Linked DNA regions of Homo sapiens: region 1 is linked to region 2. A link is a loop called in an ENCODE intact Hi-C map of the cell type or tissue named here. Cell type or tissue: GM12878. All regions are shown on one strand. Each heading gives the region's core, and the rest is flanking DNA. Links, peaks and the distances in the headings are about the cores only. Region 1 overlaps ARHGAP18 (Rho GTPase activating protein 18). Region 2 overlaps ARHGAP18 (Rho GTPase activating protein 18).

Region 1 (11,391 bases), core at 1,174-9,173, 51 kb after region 2:
AATATATAATATATAAATATATAATAAATATATATAATATATAAATATATAATATATAAATATATAATATATAAATATATATAATATAATATAAATATATATAATATATAAATATATAATATAAATATATATAATATATAAATATATAATAATATATAATATATAAATATATAATATATAATGTATAATGATATATAATATATAATAAATATATATAATATATAATGTATAGTTATAATATATATGATATATAAAATATATATTATATATAATATATAATATAAAATATATATTATATATAATATATAATATAAAATATATATTATATATAATATATATTATATATAATATATAATACATATGTATAAATATATAATATATAATATATATAAATATACATAATATATATTACATATAAATATATATCATATATCATATATATTACATATAAATATATATCATATATCATATATATTACATATAAATATATATCATATATCATATATATTACATATAAATATATATCATATATCATATATCATATATATTACATATAAATATATATCATATATAATATATAATATATCATATATAATATATATCTATATAATATATAATATATATCATATATAATATATATCTATATAATATATAATATATATCATATATCATATATCATATATATTATATATAAATATATATCAATCATATATATTATATAAATATATATCATATATCATATATATTATATAAATATATATCATATATAATATATATTATATATAAATATATATCATATATATATATATTTTTGAAATGGAGTTTCACTCTTGTCACCCAGGCTGGAGTGCAATGGTGTGATCTCAGCTCACTGCAACCTCCGCCTCCTGGATACAAGCAATTCTCCTGCCTCAGCCTCCCAAAGAGCTGGGATTATAGGTGCCCACCACCACGCCCGGCTGATTTTTGTATTTTTGGTAGAGATGGGGTTTCACCATCTTGGCCAGGCTTGTCTTGAACTCCTCTCCTCAGGTGATCCACCCACCTCAGCCTTCCAAAACACTAGGATTACAGGCATGAGCCACTGTGCCTGGCCTTCTTGTATATTTTTGAAAATCTGTGTTTATACCTAATGGGAAAAGTAAAAGAGTATGCAAGTGTGGCCTAAAATGATGATCCACTCTGCCAGACTATCCTCAGGAAAAGTATGGTTTTTTGTGTGTGTTTGTTTTTTGTTTTTCTCGAGATGGAATCTCGCTCTGTCACCCAGGCACCATCTTGGCTCACTGCAACCTCCACCTCCTGGGTTTAAGTGAGTCTCCTGCCTCAGCCTCCCGAGTAGCAGGGATTGCAGGCACATGCCACCATGCCTGGCTAATTTTTTATATTTTTAGTAGAGACGGGGCTTCACCACGTTGGCCAGGCTGGTCTCGAACTCCTGACCTTGTGATCCGCCTGCCTCAGCCTCCCAAAGTGCTGGGATTACAGGTATGAGCCACTGTGCCTGGCCAATAAGTATGTTTTCAAAGTGACAGTCTTCATCACAAAATATGGAAAGGTTTTAAATTGAAGGACAGTAGAATCTAATTAAACAAAATGAAGTCATTGTTGGCTTTTAAGTTGTTGACTCAAACAGTGGAATGAAATATAATTCATCTCCACTTGAGAGCTTTCAAAACAAAACTCCCTCTGCCATTTTCTTCTCTGTTTAACTAATTTACCTTCACCTACCTTCTTAATTATATTCAAGTTGTGCCCAAAGTTTAAAATGACCTCTCCATTTCTACCCCTCTGTTGTTCCATATTTGCCAAGGAAACTTTAATCTATTCTTCAGAGACTAGCTCAAGATCAGTTTTCCTGTTCAGTCTTTCCTGATCGTGAACTTATATTAGATCAAATAAATATATGAAATCACCTTTGATTTAGGTTGCATGCTTTAGACATTATTGTTAATCTGTCCATGTATTTTTTTATGCAAATATGCATATACTCATCTATAGAAACTCTTTTTTAGTCCGTTTGTCTTCTAGAAGGTATGGACTCATTGTTAAATTTCTACAAGTCTTTCCCATGGTTGAAAAAGTAAGATTTGTATTCACTACTCTGAGGCAGGTGTCTAAGTAGATAAAACCTTAAGTTCCATTTCTGTTCCATGCTCCTCTACTTCTGTAAATAAGCAGTAGGCTTTATGTAATACATTGTTCTCTGTTGACCTCATTTCATATTCACTTCCTTTTCCTCACAGCATCGAGCAACCTTTGTCAATTCTTTATGATCTCTCATCGTGGATTCAAATTTCTCCTCTTAAATTTGGAGATCAGGTTTTATAACCTTTAATTTGCTTTAGTTTGAAAATTTAGCTACTTAGTGTATACATGTTATATCTCAGAAATTATGCTCTGTAATTATTTATTAGATGACCTCTAGGAGGTAGACACCCCTATTTTTCATACATGGAAACATGTTAGAGAGGTAACTTGACATGCTGAGGCTTGACATTAATGACTAAGCTTTTGAATCCTTTCTCTTGCTTTCCAAGTCAAAGCTAGAGTGATCTGATGAGTAAAAAAGTCAAGTTTATTATTAGTGATGAAATGCCTAAGGGGCCCCTCATGCAAATCCTACAAAAGAGCAACACGCCAGGGAAAGCTACCTAGTTAATTTATGGTAACACAAGGGAATCAATGACCTTACATTTTTTTTTGAAAATTTTTATTCTTTTCTTTTTCCTTTTTTTTTTTTTTTTTTTTTGTTTTGAGATGGAGTTTCACTCTTGTTGCCCAGGCTAGAGTGCAATGGCGCGATCTCGGCTCACTGCAACATCCACCTCCTGGGCTCAAGTGATTCTCCTTCCTCAGCCTCCTGAGTAACTAGGATTACAGGCACCTGCCACCACGCCCGGCTAGTTTTTGTATTTTTAGTAGAGATGGGGTTTCACCATGTTGGTCAGGCTGGTCTCGAACTCCTGACCTTAGGTGATCTACCTGCCTCAGTCTCCCAGATTGCTGGGATTACAGGTGTGAGCCACCATGCCCAGTCTTATTTTCTTTAAACACATTTTTCAAGAGGTAGAGAACTTTTCTCTTGCTGAAATTTCACTGCTTTCTCTTAGCCAATGAACTGAACCATTCAGTCTATTAACTAAACAAAAAACGACAGGAAACTTCATAAATATTTAAAGCTGCTGCTATGAATTAAACATTGGGATAAAGAACTAACTCCTTCATTAAGCACAATGTTTAAATAAATAAATAAGCTCATGACATATATCGCTAGGTAAATCAAATGTTTGAATTAATAATATTTCAGGATTCTGTAAACATTTACCTTGGGTAATGCTTTAAACGGCTGTATTACATGTGTTTGACTTATTAGACCCAAAGCAACTGATTTTAATGAAACATTTAGGGCTTAAAAAAAAGGTAAATATGGTTGGTTCAGCATTCAGAAAATGAAGCAATTAGCAGAAATATAGGACCAAACATGGGAAAAATGTGACCAGTTTTGTGTGATTTTTAAAAAGGAAAACTCAGTAGAAATCACAGAAAATCAGGGGAACACGAAGCCAATGGCCCTCCACCTCATTGAGTTTGATTCTATGCTCGCCTCCCTGTAGGATGTGTGTCTCCATTCATTTAGTGGACCATGACAGACCACCCATAGTGTGTCAGGTCTGTGGTACAACAGCGTTACGGAAGTGATTAAGAAGTGGCTCCTCTCCTTGAGGGGCTCACAGTACCACATCAACACCTATCAACCTAGATATCTCCCTGCCTACTCTGGTGGATGGGAAAAATGGAGTAGAACAGAATGGTTACAAAACTTACGATTTAGGAGAACTGAATTTGCATCTTCATGACATCACTGGCTTTGTGGCCATGTTTAAGGCACTTAACTGAGTCTCAGTTTCCCCACCTAGAAGATGCTGTAATAATTCTTATTAGGACTTTTGAAGGATTAAATGAACTGTTTTTCGATAAGATAATTATTATTATCATTTTTTTCTTACCTTGCCATGACACATAAGAATAAAGGAAGACCATGAAATGTTGATATTATTTTAAAAGCTCCATGAAAAAAATATAATATGTAATACTTTTTGAGTGCTATTTATCATTTGATCTTCGCCACAACCTTGTAAGTTAGGTTCAGTTGTTCTCATTCTACAGATGAGGAGGCTAAGGCACAGAAGGGGACATTGTTTGCCAAAGGTCACATAGTAAGTGATGGAAACAGCATTTGCCACCTGTAGTCTGACTCCACTCTCTTGAGCCCTGTGCAGTGCCCCATGGAGGCCATCCTGCCCCCTGCTGGAAATTTGCTTAGGCCCCATCTTCAGTGATGTCCATTGCTGTTTATTTGATGTTCTCCTAGGAAAAAAAACACATTACGAACGGTTAAGAAAGACCCCTTTCCTCTTACAGTGGACTTGAAGGCTCTCTTTTGAATTGAGTTTGCTTAAAGGGAATTAGTTTCTCACTTACTAAAAGTCATAGGTTTTACGAGTTGCTGTAGGAGACTGACTCCAACATTTTCATCTCACAACTCCTTCATACACTTAAAAATTATTAAGGGCCTCAAAAACCTTCTGTTTATGTGGGTTATACCTATGGACACTTACCATATCTGAAAATAAAATTGAGAAATTGAAAAAATATTAATCCATTTAATATAACAATATTATAGTTAACATAAATATCTTTTTCTCAAAATGGAAAATAGCCATATTTTCTAAAGAAAATTAAGTGTATCATGGTTTTAATTTTAGTGAGTCTGTAATGTCTGGCTTTAGTTGAAGTCAGCTGGATTATCATATTTACGTTTGCATTCAGTCTGTTGCAGTAGCACTCATTTACATCTGGAAAACTATACTCACGAGAGAATGAGAGTGTAAAAGGCAAAATAATGCCTCATTACTAATTATTAAAATAGTTCTGAACTTTTTGGAAGGATATTGGATACCCCCAATGGTCCCTGGACTACACTTTGAGAATTACTGCTTTAGGACATGTCTTTTGCCCTAGCATTTAGACGATGAAGTGTTAATGATAAGACGCAAGAAGTACCAAAGCAAAGGGAATAAAATAGATGCAGTAAAATCAGCTAATCAGCAATTGAATTAAATGAAAAATTCAAAGGTAAACCCAAACTGTAAGAGAATGATCAGTTTTAGTAATAGGTAAACACAATGGAATTGTAATTTGTATTAAATGTACACACTAGTGAAATTTGCCTTTTTATCTTGTGGTTTGCTTTCTGATGTTTAATGTGTTTAATATTAAAAGATGATATTTGAGAAAGGCAGAAAAACACACCATGTGCTTGTGATTATGAAGCAACATCTTAGTCCCACTTTATTCAGCAGTGAAAGTAATATACAAGTTGAGTATCCCTAATCCAAAAATCCAAAATCCTAAATGTTCCAAAATCAGAACCTTTTTGAGCACTGGCATGATGCCACAAGTGAAAAATCCCACACATAAGTACTTAACACAAAATTAGTTTCATTCAAATTAGTTAAAATATTTTGTAAAATTGCCTTCAGGCTATGTGTATATGAAACATAAATGAATTTTGTGTTTAGACTTGGGACCCATCCCAAGATGTCTCATTGTGTATATACAAATATTTCAAAATCTGAAATCCAGAGCACTTCTGGTCTCAAGCAGTTTGGATGAGGTGTACTCAACCTGCAGTAGCAACCACATAAAAGCACTTGGGCAGTGCTGGGCACTAAATCTCACAATAGCCCTCTGAATTCAGTGGCCCATCCTCTTCTTTTTGTTGCCCTTCTCCTCCTTTCCCTCCCCCTCCATCTCCCATTTTACAGAAGTAAAGGTTAAGCCATTGCCATAAGTCACACAACTAGTAAGTAGATAGGTGACTGGTAAGCTCTGAAGTCCATGCTCTTCGTTTCCCCTGTGTCCCTCTTACCCCAATGGGCTGTAGCCTTTCTGGACCAATCTTACTTGGCTTTTGTGACAATTAAAAGATACATAAGTGTATGTGAAGGGTACCTGGCATGTTCTAAGCATACACTCATGGCTAGTATTCCTCTTTCTCTCCCCCCTACTTGTCTTCTTCATGTCATCTTCCTCTGTTTCCCCCTCCCCCTCCCCCATCCCCTTCCCGTCCCCTCCCCTTCATTTTCCCTCTCCCCTTCCCTGCTCCCCTTCCTTTTCCCTCTCCCCTTGCCCACTCCCCTTCCTTTTCTCTCTCCCCTTCTCATCTCCTTTTCCCTCCCCCTTCCCTTCCCCTTCACTGTCCCCGTTTCCCCCTCCCCCTCCCCCTCCCTCCCCTCCCCCTTTTCCTCCCCTTTTTCCTCTTCTTTTTCCCTCACCTCCCCCTTTTCCCCTCCCCCTTTCCCTCCCCCTTTCCCTCCCCCTTTTCCCTCCCCCTTTTCCCTCCCCCTGTCCTCCCCTCCCCCTTTTCTTCCCCTTTTCCCCTCCCCCTCCTTCTTTCTTTCCCCCTCCTCTTTCTTTTCCCCCTCCCCTCCCCCTCTCTCTCCCCTTCCTTCTCCCCTTCCCTTCCCACCTCTTCTTCCCCTTCCCCCTCATGGATTGTGCTTGACTTCTAGCCATCCTTTTCTGAAGGTCACTTAACTAGAAGTCTTTTTCTCCTGGTTCACTGTCTCTCTTGTCCTCTGAGCCACTGGTATTAATACTCCGAGTTTGCGGTCTGTTCCCGTTGTCTGTCAGACTTTGGAAGTTGACTCCCGAACCCTCCACAGCTTTAGGGGTCGTCATCATGACAGGATCACTCTTCATTCTGACTGGAGAAATTCTGTGGCTTTTCTTATCACTTATTCTGAGTATAACTTCTTTCTGTAGTTGGTTTTTCCTTCCTGCATTACAATGGAGGTTAGGTACTGTAAGCTTTTACTATATTAATGATGTTTATTTTAGAGTTTCAGATTGCCAAAAGACAAAACGGGTACCACAAGGATTGGTGACCTCGCACCCCAGGACATGAAGAAAGTTTGCCATTTAGCCCTAATTGAGCTGACTGCCCTCTATGATGTATTGGGTATTGAGCTGAAACAACAAAAAGCTGTGAAAATCAAAACAAAAGGTAATCATGAAATGATAAACCCTTGGATTTATTTCTAAAATAGCAAGGATGGACTTGGCTTTTTTGCAGTATTTCTGGGAGACAGGGAAAACACCTGCAAAATAAACCAACACTTGAATACATCTAAAGTTTATATTCTAAGATGTTGCCTTCAAAAGTTTTATAACGATAGAGATACACTGTGTCCTAGACTATAGAGAATAAAGGCATAGTCAAAGAATTTAATTCTCATAGAAGGAAATTCTGAAGCAAGGACTCTTAACTCATTTGCTTTCTCCTTTAAAAACTATATATTTAAAAAGATACATATTTGGTACACATATTTATTTATTTCCAGAATCAGATCTTGAAAAATGACTTTAAGACAGTTGATTCTAAGTGACTACTTTTGGTTATTCATTGGATAGCAAATAAATGGGCTAGTTAGTAGTCTGCCCCTTTGTTCCTGGACATTCTAATTTTACCTATTTTGCAAAGACATTCTTTCCCCTATTAAGAAAATACCACCATTGTGACAAAACAATACCACTAGATTGTACTCATCATGGAAATATGGAGTGGTTTTTTTTTTTTGTTTTTTTTGTAAGTACCTTGCTTTACCCATTAAATAAACAGTTTATTTTTAATGATATAATAGAGAACAGATACCTCTTCAGTTTTTGTTTCTCCAGTAATTTATTGGTATTGAAATCCACATAATTCTCTGTTGACAAGGCTTTACCTTAGGAATCTTTGTCCTCTTGTTTAACCTTAGAAGTATCTCCTAAAGAGAAACCAAGAATGAGGATTATTGAATTGCTGTGGTAACATTCACAAAGACAAGTATTCACCTGATTTAGGTTTTAGAGGCAATTACTCTGTAGGACTGAAGTGTACCTTCCCTTCTGGTCCTGTCATGCTGGGCCCCAGAAGACCTCATTCTGTGCTTAGTTCCTTTGAGTATTTTAGCTTACACAAAGCCTTCTCCAAACGTAAAATAGAAATACAATTTAAACAGTTGTGGTTCAGTGCCCAAGATTTTTAAAGTGGCTAAGAGTTTTTTTTTTTAATTCTTATGTTTTAGAATTGCATCCTGGCAAAGAAACGTTAAGTTGTTTATATCAAGGCTATCACTGTTAATAGACTTTCTTTCCATTTTTATTTAATACCTGTTTGTCTTATCCAAGATACTGATTTTATGTTATACCCTAGACCCTTGGCATCCTTGAGATTGCATCTTTTCCGAATTCCCAAACTGAAAAGTTATTTACTGGGTTACTGGCGTTCTTTTGAATGGCATCTCGATTAAGTGTCACAATATCCAATGTCTGTCCTCATACCACAAGATAATCCCCTTTTTCATGTTCACAGATGATTTTCATTTCCATGCTGATGTACGTCATAAAGGAAAAAGTTATCACTTTGGTGCTAACCGTCCACTCAGTGATGGGGGCAGGGTGGAGGTGTTGGTCGAAGCCATGTTCATACCAGACTCAAGGCTATGATTTTAATTTAGAAAAATTGTAAATTATTACCATCATTTTTTTCTGGAGCTATTTCTAAGTATATACAATCACAAAGTTAAATTTAAGAGTAGCAAGTATCTATTTTCTAAAGAGAAACATTTGTAGAACAAGATCATGATCTTGTCTGATTTCTTAGAAAGCAAATATTTGTATTTTGCTGTATTGTAAAGTGTTCAATGTCTATTTAATATGGAAAAGATGAATGATATTTGCTTTTTTTGGTGATAAAAACGGTGACAGCTCTGTCACTGAGGCTACAGTGCAGTGGTGCAGTGACGGCTCACCGTAGCCTCAACCTCCCAGGCTCAAGCTATCCTCCAACCTCAGCCCCCCAAGTAGCTGGGACTATAGGAGCCTGCCATCATACCTGCCTAATTTTTTTTTATTTTTCATAAAGATAAAGTCTTGCTATGTTGCCCAGGCTTAGGCTGGTCTTGAACTCCTGGGCTCAAGCAATCCTCCCACCTTGGCTTCCCAAAGTGCTGGGGTTATAGACATAAGCCACTGCACCTGGCCAATATTTGCTTTTAAGTAAGAATTTTTAATTTGATTACATTTAGTAAATTATTTGGATATTTTGCATGCTCTCACAGCCCTCTGTTTCTCTTATGCAGCAGTTTGCACTTTTCTAATTATGTTGGTAATTATTTGCAATCATTTGTTTAGTTGTCTTTCCTTGCTACATTCCTCTATAAGGCAGGGCCAGGATTTTACTATTGGCCACCATATATATAATGTTGAGATGCTGTCATTCACTTAGTAGTTGCTAAATAAATAGTTGTCTGATCGACAGTATCAGAAATCTTATGCTTTAACATTTTTATATTAATATTTTATAGATTGACAAAAGTGAGGAAATTTCATTTTTTTTCTTGCAGATTCTGGTCTTTTTTGCGTTCCATTGACAGCGCTATTAGAACAAGATCAGAGGAAAGTACCAGGAATGCGAATACCCTTGATCTTTCAAAAAGTAGGTAGGCTTGGATTGGTCAGCATAGAGAGAACATACTTAAGCTAATAGTGGTTTTTGTATTCATATTATTATAATACAGTTTTCCAATTCATATACTGTCATGTTTTGTACTTTGATTTTCTATTCAGGAAGCAAATTGGTTTCAAGGGCTCATAAGTTTTATATTCATGGTGATGCTTTCTGTGTTATTACTGTAACTGTGATTACCTGGCGTCATTTTCCTGTCTTATATTAGCTGGCTTTGTATAATTGAGATTTCAATTCTATAATACATAGGAGTGGGAACTGCTTATAAATTTCTAGGGAATTGCATCCTCATGAATATTTCATGCCTGTGTATATTTCCTCAGCTTTTCTATTTACAGTGAGGATGTCCAATTTAATTTACCAGTGCCTATTTCCAAAGTAGGCAAAGAAACCATAAAGTAGAATTAGAAAATGATTGCTAAACTGTTAAGTCACTTGTGTAGTCAACACTCAGTTATTCATAAGGGGATTATCTGTGGCAATATAAAAATTTCCGTCCAACCTCTGAGCCATCATTGTTCAGAAATACAGATTACATTTGAGAAAAGCTAGGGAATGCACAGTGAGGAAGACAGGTCAACTCAGTTGTGAACTACCCAAGCCGTAGATTCTTTGCAGCAGCCCAGGCATATCACCGTTTCTGAAATTTCTTGGGACAGTAGAAATTGATTTGCAGTTAATTGGCTCAGCAAACTCATCCAGTACTAAGGCTCAATCTACTTGGCACTTATTCTTCCCCTCTTCCAAACCAGTCAATTAATTCCGTCTTACCTACTAACCTTTGGTGCTTTTTTCCCCTCATATCTACCACTACATTCAAACCTGCATCTCATTATTTCTCCTGACAAACTTTGTTCTATACAGTTGATCCCACCCATCAGCCTCTTTTAGCCACTGCATGCAGAACATGTATCTATGGAGAGCTGTCAGCAGTACCTGTGATTAACAGGAGGAGGCTGACAAATACAGGCTACATATTCAAATTCTTCTGTCAGTAGCAGTTGCAATTTACTATACACCAAAGCCTATACAAAGCAGGGATCTCAGCAGCATCCTTTCCTGGGGTATTAGTCAAAGTTCTCCAGAGAAACAGAAGCAATAGGATATATTTAGAGTGAGAGGAAGAGATTTGTTTTTTTTTAATTGGCTCACACAATTGTGGGGCTCACAAGTCTGAAATATGTAGAGCAGGCTAGCAGACTGGAAGCTCAGGCAAGAGTTGATGCTACCATCTTGAGTCCAAACTCTGCAGGCTGAAACTTAGGCAGTGTTTCTTTGTTGCAGTCTTGAAGCAAAATTGCCGCTTCTTTGGGAAACCAAAATCTTTTAGGCCTTCAACTGTTTGGATGAGGCCCACTACATTATAGAGAGTATTAAATAATTTTCATTATTCACAGTCTACTGTGACAACCAAAAAAAAAAAAAAAAAAAAATCTGTCACTGCAACATGTAGACTGCTGTTTGACTGAACACCTGGGCGCTATGGCCTAGCCAAATTGGCACACAAAATTCACCATCACACCACAGAAATACAGTGAGCTTCAGTTTCTGTGGAGGTTCAGTGATGCCACGTGATCCGGCTGAGGATTGCATCCAGTCTATTAAGAAAAATCTTCCTTTGTCATTTTCTCTTGAAGTTTTTTTTTTAAATTTATTTAGTTGGTTATTTTACATTTTTGGTCCCTTAACATTCTGCAGACTCTGGCTGTCTTATCTATTTGAAGGATTGGATAATGGCCCTAAAGTATTTTTGTTTCTATAAAAAATAAAGGAGCATATAAAAAGTTTACTTGTAGATAACACTCATCTGTTTG
Region 2 (11,391 bases), core at 2,206-10,205:
TGCCTCAGCCTCTTCAGTAGCTGAGACTACAGGCGTCCGCCACCGCACCTGGCTAATTTTTTGTAATTTTAGTAGAGACGGGGTTTCACCGTGTTAGCCAGGGTGGTCTCGATCCTCCTGACCTCGTGATCCGCCTGCTTCGGCCTCCCAAAGTGCTGGGATTACAGGCGTGAGCCACCGCGCCCGGCCAACATAAGCAACTTTTTATTTAAACTTGACCTTTGGCACAGGACTCTGACAGTCTCCCTGAATTTACGTTTTAGATCTGGCATTGCCATTTATCTTATCTAGGCTTAGTGATACAAAAATTCAGCGGTGTTACTGTCCCGGAATCCTCTATTTTCCTTCCTTAAAAAAAAAAAAAAAAAAAAAAAAAAAAAAAAAGAGGACAAAAAATTTTTCATCTGTTTTCAGATAAACCACTGATTGATAATTTTCAAGGATATTACTTTTACCTTGCAGTTATAGATTTTTGTGTTTAAGGGACTTTGAGTCTCGTTTGGTATAACTTTTTTTTTCCACACCCAAGGAAATGCAGGTTGGAGCGGTAAAGTGACTAGTTGGGGAGCTCGTGTCTAACTGGTGATGGAAGGAACAGAACCTAGAATCCCTGATGAGTGTTATGCAGTGAGTGCTTGCTCAATGCATCACACTTTGCAGGCGCTTTAAAGAGTATTATTGTAACATTTAAAAGTGAAGCTCTATAAGGGGTATAATATTAAGCTCCATGAGTAGATTGAGTCTTTCCATTCCATCTTCAGGATGGGAAAGGAATGTTTTCCATGTGAGCTCTAACTGTGGAGATGCCAGGGGTGTGAGGGCTCATAAACCACCTACAGTTGATTTTTGGACAGTTTGATGGTTTCATATACTAGTGAAGATTCAGTTTCTGAATACCTTAAACCCCCTTGAATAGACTGACCCTGTGATGTAGGTTCTAATGGTGTTATTGGACCTGTTGCCCCCCCTCTGCAACTCATTAGGGTAATTTAACCTTTGTGGGTGGTTAGAAAGCAGAAATAACAGTCCTTACCACTTTCCCTCGTTAGAAGACATTGACTACTTTTGCTACAGATTACTACTTTCCCATCTATTAAAGGAATACTGACCAACTGCATAAGATGTGAGGAAGCTTGGCCAGTTAGCAGCTCTCCTCATTCTCTCCCACCTTTCTTACCATTCAGTAGCCTCTTCTGGAACATAGCCAGGAAAGAATCAGAGTCTGACACTTGATATAATGGATCAAGTGCCTGGCCGCAATGGCACCAACCAGGTTTTTTGGGTGGATCTGTTTTAAACATTGAGCAGAAATAAGAGCTGCCATTTAAAATGACCCAGTGGCCCCTTATTGATCAGTCCTTACATGTGATTCAATTGCTCCTCCAATTGCGGACAAGAATGGAGGAGGGTGGGGTGGAGTACGGTGGAGTGAAGTGGCTCTTGGCTAAACTTGGTGTAGGAATTGGTCTAAAAATGGTAGCTATTTGATTGACAGCTCAGGTAGACATAGGGACGTATGGAGGGGAATTTATTACCTGCATCTCTAGGAACAAGGAAAAACAATTAAGTCTCTATTTCTTATTCCCTCTGAGATACTCTCTCATAATGTCTTAGGGCTGGGAACCCAGCTGTTTCCTTGCTCTTAGGTCCATTTATACTAAGCAGGGAAAAGGCAGGTGGCTGTGCTGCAAGAGATGTTCCAGAGAGAAGTATCCATCTTTTTTAGATGTCTGTGGTAAATGCTTTTGTGGGCTTTCCAGATGACATTGCCAGATAATGGAATGTGAAGGCTCCTCCAACACCCGCCCACACCTTGCAGATGTGAAAAATGGGTGTTAGGGTTATGTAGCTCATCAGTGTGAGATTGAACTAACGTCCACCTATTGCCACTCAACCTCTTTTTTTTTTTTTTTTTTGAGATGGAGTCTCGCTCTGTTGCCCAGGCTGGAGTGCAGTGGCGCGGTCTCGGTTCACTGCAAGCTCTGCCTCCCGGGTTCCCGCCATTCTCCTGCCTCAGCCTCCCGCCACTCAACCTCTTAATTAGAGACTCCCAGGTGAGGGGGTTAGCCACCTGAGTGAACTGAAGGTGGATTGCCTGGGGTCTAAGTCCAGATCTCCCACTTACAATGTGACATTGGCCACGTTATTTCACCACTTGTCCTTCTGTTTCTCAACTGACACATTGGAATGGCAAGATTGTAAGGAGTAAACGCAAAAATACCTGTGCAGATGTTTAAGAGTCGCTGGCAGATGGTAAGAGCTCAGTAAGTGTAAGCTGCTGGTATCATTTCATTATTATTGTGTTCCCTCATGGCTGTTTTGCTCTTTAGCAATTTTGTCAAAATTTTTAAAATGAAGAATGGAGGCGACACCTTATAAAAATGAAATTTGTGAAATAATCATAGATTCAGTTGGCCACACTTAATATGTGATAGCGAACTGATGTCACAAACATCAGGGATTTATAATTTAACTCTTGGGGAGGGCCTCTGCTGAGGGGCTAACTAAACATAAACAGTCCTCACTTGGTATCCATGGGGGATTGATTCCAGGAACCCCTGAGGACACCAAAATTCACAGATGCTCAAGTTCCCAATATAAAATGGTGTAGTATAACATATGCACATCCTCCTGTATAGTTTAGATCATCTCTAGATTATTTATAATACCTAATACACTACCCATACATCACTTTACTTGCATAGATTCAACATAATACTCAGTGCACAGCACATTTAAGTTTTGCTCTTTGGAACTTTGTGGGATATTTATTTTTCCTGAATATTTTTGATCCATGGTTGGCTGAATCCACAGATGTGGAACTCATGGACGTGGAGAGCTGACTGTTTATATAAGCTGTTTAATCAGTCGTGTCACAGAAAAATAATTCAGTACATTTTTTGTAGTGTCCTAGAACCATAGAATTTTAAAGTTTAAACGGATACCATGTTCATATTCTCCCTTGGTTTTCAAGGAAGGAAGGAGGCCAGAAAGATTAAGTGACATTCAAGATTTCACAATTAATGATGGAACCAGGCAGGCAGCCTATGGTGTCTTTTTTAAAGTTGTGGACATGTATTACAAATCTTCCTGTGTGCCTCCTTCCTTGCTAACATCTTACACTTGTTTCTTCAATACCAGGTGGTTATAATAATGAGAATTTTAATGAATACTTTTCATGTAGATAAAAATTGTTAATTGAAATTTTAAGACAGTTTATAAAATACTATAATAAAATATATTTCCTTAGTGATGGGGAGAGGTAGAGTTGGGAAGAAGCTTAAAACAAATCAGTTTCTATCTTTTTCAAAGAGGAGGAGTGTGTGTATGTGTGTGTGTATGTATTACTCTGTGGGCCTAGAGATTAAGGCAGTGAAATTTGAGCCAGTACTTTTGAAACTTTCTCTATTTTGTCACTCAGTTTAGAAGATTTGAGATAATATATCTACTTCCTTTTCTGCATTGCAGTTGTATTTAAAATATATTATAAAATAACCTAAAAGAATAGAAATATCAGATTTTCAAAGTTGGTGAAATGAGTTGTTATTTTGGATTTTTGACTGTGGTCTTTTCTGCAGATACCATTAAAAAGAGTTAACTGATGTACATTAATTTAAGAAGCAAATGGTAAAAATAAGTGCATGAAAAGAATAGAAATAATTGAATCTGATCATTCTGATCATTCAAGGCATTTACCATATAAATAGTTGAGATCTGAGAAGTTTCATTGAGACAGATAAGAGCTTAAAAATGTATGAATCATTGTTGACTAATAGTTAAGGCATGCAGGCACACTTAGAAATGTGATTTCCTTTACTCTATCCTTCCTATAAAGAGAAAAAACACTTTTAAAATAAACCTGGTTTGAAACCAAAATGCTGTACAACTTAACCTTCATTTGGGACATTGATTTGGCTACTCTATTTAAGACTTTTTTTTTTTTTTTGGCATGACTATTTTGTCCTGGGAAGCAAGCTGCAGATGGCTTTTGACTTGGGGAAAAAAAAATGAGAAAGAAATTAACAAGGGAAATAGGAACTGGATATTTGTATTAATTTCCATGTAGTATGAAAATACGTAGCAAACAAAAATATTTCCATTTTTAAGCACTAGATGAAGGACATTGTGAAGCATAATAGACTTATCTTTCTAAAATTTATGCAGAAGCATATTTTTAAAGAAAAACAATTCTGATCTTTTGAAAGGTCTGTAAATGCTATGAAATGAGTCATTGGTGTATTCAAAAGAAACTGGGCAGGAAGTGGAGAGACCCATGTTTCAGCTTTCTCTGCAGACAACTGGTTATATCACTGGAGACTGCTTGCTCCCTTCTCTGAGTTCCAGTTTCTCCATCTGTAAAATAAAATGACTTGACTAGGTAATCTGTAGATTTCTTTCTTCTCTGAAAGTCTGTCGTTGTTAATAAGTTGAGAATTCAGAGATTAATATGTGCTAAGGTCTTGAAAGCTTTACTGAGGATATTAACAAGAACCAGATTTTGAAGGAAATATGTTTTTTGAGAAAGAGGGCATTCTTCTTAGCCATAGAGCATGAACAAAGACATTATTGGAAGGAGCATCCTCATTATTTATTGCCTAATTATTATAAAAGCAAAGTTGTTTCCTATAGGTTGATTGAATTAGGCATTAGCTCAGCATACTGGGGACAGCCATTGGAAAAAAATGTTTAAACAACTAGAACTACACTGAATAGAATCGTACTGTGTTTGGTGAGTAGGAAGTATTGCAAGCCTGTGTAGATATGGAACTTAATATACGTCACACTTCTGTGTAGTAAGGACTAAGGAAAAAGCCAACAGTGGGTGTCAACCAAGACCCATGTTACACATAATGGGTAATGTTGAGGGAGCAATGCTGAATGAGTTCTCTTGGGTGCTGAGTTGGGAGTGGGAAGGAAGGAACTGACATAAAGGGATGGAACTGGAAGGTCCCAGAGACAGTGAGGAGGCTGTGCTAAGTTAGAGATCTTTGTGATCTGAGTTAAGGCCAAGGTTGTGGCCACATTAGTGAGACTTGATGTACCGTGGAGAGTAAGGTTGGCACACACAATTCAGAAGAACCTGGGATGGGTGGGGTCAGAGGGACACAGACGGTTAAATTTGAATGGCGATGATTGCAGAGGACATAGATGAAAAATCTGAGCCAGGAGTAGAAGAAAGGGGAGAGGAAGCGTGTGTGTGTGCGCGTGTACGTGTGGGTGGTGATATGAGACTGGTTTCTGGAACCCACTTTGTCATGGTTTGTGACCTGTTCCTGCTGTGAGTGTTGTAATCACTTAACCTCTCCGAACTTCTGTGTTCTCAGAGGCAAAATGGGGTGAACTAGATCAGTACTTCTCAGTAGTGCCCTCTAAAGGGTATTTTGAGAATTTGTGGGGGTGTTTTATGTTGTCCCATCATTTGCAGGGCAGGTTCCAGCTGTGTTAGACATTCTACAATTTCAGGACAGACTTGCCAAACAAAGAATTGTCTGGTGTCTAGAATGACCTATTTGGCATTCCTGAGAAGATGTCATGTACAAGTCAGTCTCACCTCTGCTTAATCTAACTCAAGTTTTTTATTTTTTATTTTTAGAGACAGAGTCTTACTCTGTTTACCCAGGCTGGAGTGCAGGTAAACGATCATAGCTCACTGTAGCCTCTAGCTCCTGGGCTCAAGCAATCCTCCCACCTCAGCCTCCCGAGTAGCTATTAATAGAACTATAGGCTCACATCACTGCACCTGGGTAATTTTTAATTTTTTTTTATAGAGATGAGGTCTTGCTTTGTTGCCCAGGCTGATCTTGAACCCCCAGGCTCAAGCAGTCTTCCCACTTTAGCCTCCCAAAGCACTGAGGTTATAGGCATAAGCCACTGCGCCTGGCCCTAATTCACATCTTCATTTGTGAAGATGAACACACGTGTCCCTTTATCCTTTTAATTTTTGTATTTCTCATGCAGAATGTTTTCTGATCTTATTTTTTTCCAAATGTGAACTCATTCTATAGGTAAATATAATAAACAGTTGACCACTTCATTTTATGTCTGTTAGTGTCCAGGCACATATTGAGAAACCTATTTTAAATTATTTTCCTTTATTTCTCCTTAATATTATCATAAAGGGCATATGCATACACACAGGATTATGTATAGATAAATTACTTGAACTTTACTTCAGAATCATAAAGGTGAAGATTATAAAATAGGTATTAGGTTAAAGACAAGTGTGTTAAGGTTGACAGCCACTGAACTAGAGGGTGTCCATGGCTTCTAACTCCTGACATCTCTAAGATACTGTAACTGCAAATGTTATGATTTGAAGAGGTAGGTTTTCTATCTTGGGAAGGGCTTAGTACTGGGAAGTGTTAAAAACTGACATCAGATTGGGAATTGGGTAAAAGTCAGCTACTTCTTGGGACTCCAGGAAGGCCTGAGGAAGTAGAGATCTGTGTGGAGGGGAGGAACCTGAGGGGGTCTTGACGGGGAGCTGGGTTCCTGCTGATGCCAGCAGGTGAGAATAGGGGAGCAGAGCATTGTGATTTGGCAGCTCCTAGAGGAGGGGAGTAGGCTGAGAAAGTCTTGGTGGGGGGAGGCAGTAAAAAAAAAAAAAAAAAGAGTTACGACTTCACATACTTTTGGTGAATCTGAATGAGTCTCCTTTTGATGCGAAGTAGGTGGTATAAGAGACTTTTCAAATAATTTAACTGTCCACCAACGTAGCCTTCTCTTCAGGCAGTTTGTTTTGCTTTTAAATTATGAGAGGGTACCACCCTCCATCCTCGGTGTGAATATTCTCTACCAGAATGCAGGAAAAACGTTACCTGTGATATGTGATCTTCCTTTTCATTTTAATGGGCACATTGTTGCCACTCAGTTCTGAAATAGAGAATTTCTCCATCTTCCACTTCGTTAACTTTGCACAATATATTGAAGAATATTTAAAATACTAAAACTCCAGGTGACTGTAGACACCTACCATATAAGAAAGTGGGAATGTCAAAATAATGAGATATCCATGAAGTGATAATGTAAGCTCTCTTAGGTTTATTTCCTTTTTTAAAAAAGTTGAATTTAGACCAGAGAAAGCTTGAACCTGATAACCAAATTAGCACACACTGTAGTCACAAATAAAATTCTGAGGAGGTGTTTTGGAGTTGAATTTAAGGGGAATTTTAATAAAAACTGTCTTTATTTCAGTCCAGCAAAGTAGCTTTATGCAAGCATAAGTGCCTGAGGAGAAAAATTATACAAAGTATAAGAGATAAATAGATACAAAGTTGATGTAATTTCTACTTGCAATGTGTAACAGGGATTATAGTGTGCCAAAATTATGGTGTCATAGTGAATATATTTAGCATAACTTTTATAATATTTGTTCACTCTAGAAAATTAAGGCAATACTGAAAAGTACAAATAAAACAATAAATTGCCTATAAAACCATTGCTTGAATATAGCTTCATTAACATTTTGATCTATATTATTTTAGTTATTTTTCCTGAATTTATTTATTTTTTTTTTTGAGACGTTTCACTCTTGTTCCCCAGGCTGGAGTGCAGTGGCATGATCTCGGCTCACTGCAAACTTCGCCTCCTGGGTTCAAGCGATTCTCCTGCCTCAGCCTCCCAAGTATCTGGGATTACAAGCATGTGCCACCATGCCCAGCTAATTTTGTATTTTTAATAGAGACGGGGTTTCTCCGTGTTGGTCAGGCTGGTCTTGAACTCCCGACCTCAGGTGATCAGCCCGCCTTGTCCTCCCAAAGTGCTGGGATTACAGGCATGAGCCACCGCGCCTGGCCTATTTTTCCTGACTTTAAAAAGTGCATGTTAGGGCCGGGCGCGGTGGCTCACGCCTGTAATCCCAGCACTTTGGGAAGCCGAGGTGGGCGGATTACAAGATCAGGAGATCGAGACCATCCTGGCTAACATGGTGAAACCCCGTCTCTACTAAAAATACAAAAAAATTAGCCTGGCATGGTGGCGGGCGCCTGTAGTCCCAGCTACTCGGGAGGCTGAGGCAGGAGAATGGCGTGAACCCGGGAGGCGGAGCTTGCAGTGAGCCGTGACCTCGCCATTGCACTCCAGCCTGGGCGAGAGAGCGAGACTCCGTCTCAAGAAAAAAAAAAAAAAGTGCGTGTTAGATGCCAAGCACAGCAGTTGGAGTACGGAGACCACAGAGGAGAGTAGTGCCTGGCTCTGTTTTCACTGAGCACACAGCCTGTCCTACAGACACCGCGTAATTGTTTTATTTCTCTGGAGTTGAGGCAGTCCTATTTGGCCCTTTATGTGAATATTTCTAGTCCTCTTAACAGCCATGCAAGATGATAGGTATTGTTCTTTCATTTTACAAATAAGGAAACAAGTGTTCAAAGAGGTTAGATATTATACCCAGAGTTCTGTGTCCAGTCAGCAGCAAGGTTGTTGGACTTCAAAACCTGCAATTCTCCCTGCAGCCTCAGACTATCACTAAAGGGGTCTCATCATAATTGTGGAGTCATTCAGTGAGTGTTGGAGAAGAGCAGTGCACAACATGGTAGACGTTTAGAGATCGAGTGGAGGACGTTCACTGCAGTGTGGGCGTTAGGGAAGTGTGGAGGGTGTCAGACAGAAGGGGACGGTACAGGCAAGGCTTCTGGGGTAGGAAAAGTGCCTGGTGGGCTCCGGCAGCTGGTACTGTTTGGCCATAGTGGGGGACTTGAAGGGAGAAGTGGGAGAGGAACCCGACGAGGAATGGAGAAAAGCTGGGCAGAGCTCATAGAGTCTTGAACATCAGGCTGAAGAATCGGGACCAGATGGACCAGGCTGCCCTGGGACTGACTTATGGTTTAGAAAGATTTAAAAGAGATTTTGGAGATGTTGAAATGTACTGAGTCCATAGACTGTTTTTAATGGTGTGTGTGTCTGTGTGTGTGTGTGTGTGTGTGTGTGTGTGTGTGTGTGATTATTTGGGTAAATTGATGGTTTGGGGACTAGGGGTTGAGGATGCTGTATTTATATTGCACATGTGCTCCATGCACTGATACCCTTCTTCAATGAAAAAGGTCATCTGAAATAAATATGGCCAGAAATAGTGGGTTTATATCATGTCCTGGCTTGGGAAACATTATCTCTAGAGAAGAACTATTTGAATGAGGGAAATTAATATAAACAAGACCAGATAAGCTTGTTACACGATAATTCCAAATGGATGGCAGGTAGCTGACTAGGGAACTTTACATATCTATGGTATCTTGAAGTTGCAGATTTACTTGCATATCCAAGGGGCATTTGACATACAGAGGGAGAAAGAGTTGGAAACTATTGTCAGCCTCTTTCCTCACTTCCATTTTACTTCCTTTTGATAGATGTGCATGTCTTTCCTTTCCTTTGATGAAAAAGATACCACTGATGCTTTCTTCCCTTGCTTTTCCATTGTTTCATTGTTTCATAACCCTCCTCTCCCTTCTTGATTTTCAATTCTTTTGTGCATGCATATTTCTAAATGCTCAGTAACCTTCCTCCTCTTGGCCAAGAGCCCAGGCAGATATTATCAGACTCCTGTCCTTGGCCAAGAGCCTGCTGGGAACCAGTGAATTTCTTGTCAGTTTCTCCTTGCCCTCCATGTATGTATTGCCTTCTGCTTGGCAAATCCTGACCTGAAGGGAATAGCCAATGCCTTACTAGACACTTTGGATCTCAATATATGTTTCCTGAATGAGTTTATTACTCATGTGAGTAGAGAATCCTTTCACGGCAGGAATTCTCTTTAGGTACCCGTGAATCTAAAGATATATATGCATATATATCCACATACACAACACACACACACACACACACACACACACACACACACATATATATTTTTCTTTTGATATAGACCTGGTTGATGCCTGACTCATTATAGATTTTGATTATATTAAATTTTTGAATGCTTTGTGCAGAAAGCATTTATTAAAGATACAGGGAACTTTTGGCTTATGGGCCAAATAGGGGTTGTAGTTCAATTCTATCTATCCCTGAGAAGTATTAAGAGATGTCACTGTTCTAAAAATGTTGCTAAGATTTTTGAAAACATTGAACAACAGTGCCCACAAGATGGGGATATTATTCCATGGGAAAAAAAAATATATTTTTTTCTTAGTAAAATTGGGGCAGTGTAGGTTCCCCTACTTCCCAGAGTGGGAAGATATTTTTACTCCCTTTAGATTAAAAAAAATGAGTTTATAAAATGAAAATGTATTATAATTTGTAAGTGCTTCAATATTGTGAAACAATATTGACTGATTACTTTTCTCATTCCATATAAGACTTTGAATTTTTTTTTAACAAAGGAGTATTTGTAGATGAATTAGACATTTGACCCTCTGTATAAAAAATCTATGCTTCATCCCAGATTTAAAGGAAGTGCTATTAAGCATCAACAAAGAATAGGAAATAGCTTTTAACAGGTACAGGAGAAAAGAATGGTGTTCCCAATCAACTAAGACTTGTAACCTTATTTGTGGGATGAGATATACACAGAAATGTTTAGTAAACCAGGATGTGGTATTTACAACTGTATATACACTTGTTTTTGATCTCTACTTCTAAGAAGCATTGGTGTCTGTATGTGCAGGTATAGTCAGGATGTAAATCAGTTTATAATAGGATACTTTGCAAGAGAAGTAGCTGGGGAAGGGTGGAGGCAGGCCCTGGAGTCAGGTTGAAGGCATCCCAGAGTGGGGGCCTCCAGGATGTGGCTGAACGGTGTGGAGAGGGCCAGGGGCATTCTTGGTGACGGAAGTAGCATGAGCAACTAGTAGGTGCTCCAAAGGTGGTTTGATGAGGATACTGTATACCATTGGCCCTGTGAATAAGAACCCACAGAAACAGAGGGCCAACTCAGTGACTTGAGCATCCACAGGGCTTGGTATCCACAGGGAGCCCTGAAGCCAATCCCCATTATATGGAGGGAGGAGGACTGTATTGCATTAGTGGTGTGGCTAGACACTTGCCGTTCTTTTGGCTGCCCAGCATCTGAGCGCTCATTCTGGTGTGGGGAGTTCTCTACTTTCGGAGCTTTGCTGGGAGGCAGAATAACCCTCTTTTCCACAGAAAAAGAGGGCAGTGTCAATTGCTACAGGCATTGCTGGTGTGAGCATCATCATCTGCTGCTCCCTGGTGCTCCTGGATCAGTCCATGGCGTGATCTGAGGCATTATTCCTGGCTTTTGGACATTCTGGGAGCCACCTAGTAAGCTTTTAATAAAATTCTCTTCTGCTTGGTTTCATCAGAGTTAATTTTTTTCTATTTTAATTTATATTTTTAATGTATTTATTTTGCCAGTAGACTAGCAGCAGGCAAAGATATCAGAGTTGATTTCTGTAGCTTGTAATTAAAAGTCCTGATAGAAAGAGATGCACATCATTGAGCACT

Evidence for each region. Hi-C counts contacts between places; a loop is a spot of excess contacts. Peaks named below come from ENCODE experiments on the same cell type or tissue, not always from the same donor. Only the 100,000 strongest peaks of a DNase experiment are listed, where the experiment ranks them.
Region 1: a loop joins it to region 2, with 2.6 times the contacts of the local background. A loop is called at or near these places in 7 of 110 quality-filtered maps.

What each region holds. Positions count from the first base shown.
Region 1 is chr6:129,614,368-129,625,758 of GRCh38, reverse strand. It overlaps ARHGAP18 (Rho GTPase activating protein 18), which reads left to right. Exons shown (of 15, transcript NM_033515.3): 6 at 6,907-7,072; 7 at 9,456-9,547. Among named protein-coding and RNA genes, the nearest start is that of ARHGAP18, 90 kb to the left of the region's middle. RefSeq lists a silencer at 5,829-6,029. In GM12878, for the core only: a CTCF peak has its summit at 4,306 (motif pointing left); no DNase peak of the experiment used is centred there; H3K27ac peaks cover 1,199 bases.
Region 2 is chr6:129,665,909-129,677,299 of GRCh38, reverse strand. All of the region lies in intron 1 of ARHGAP18 (Rho GTPase activating protein 18), which reads left to right. Among named protein-coding and RNA genes, the nearest start is that of ARHGAP18, 39 kb to the left of the region's middle. RefSeq lists a silencer at 4,229-4,368. In GM12878, for the core only: a CTCF peak has its summit at 5,375 (motif pointing left); DNase peaks (open chromatin) are centred at 4,259 and 5,289; H3K4me3 peaks cover 1,349 bases; H3K27ac peaks cover 4,028 bases.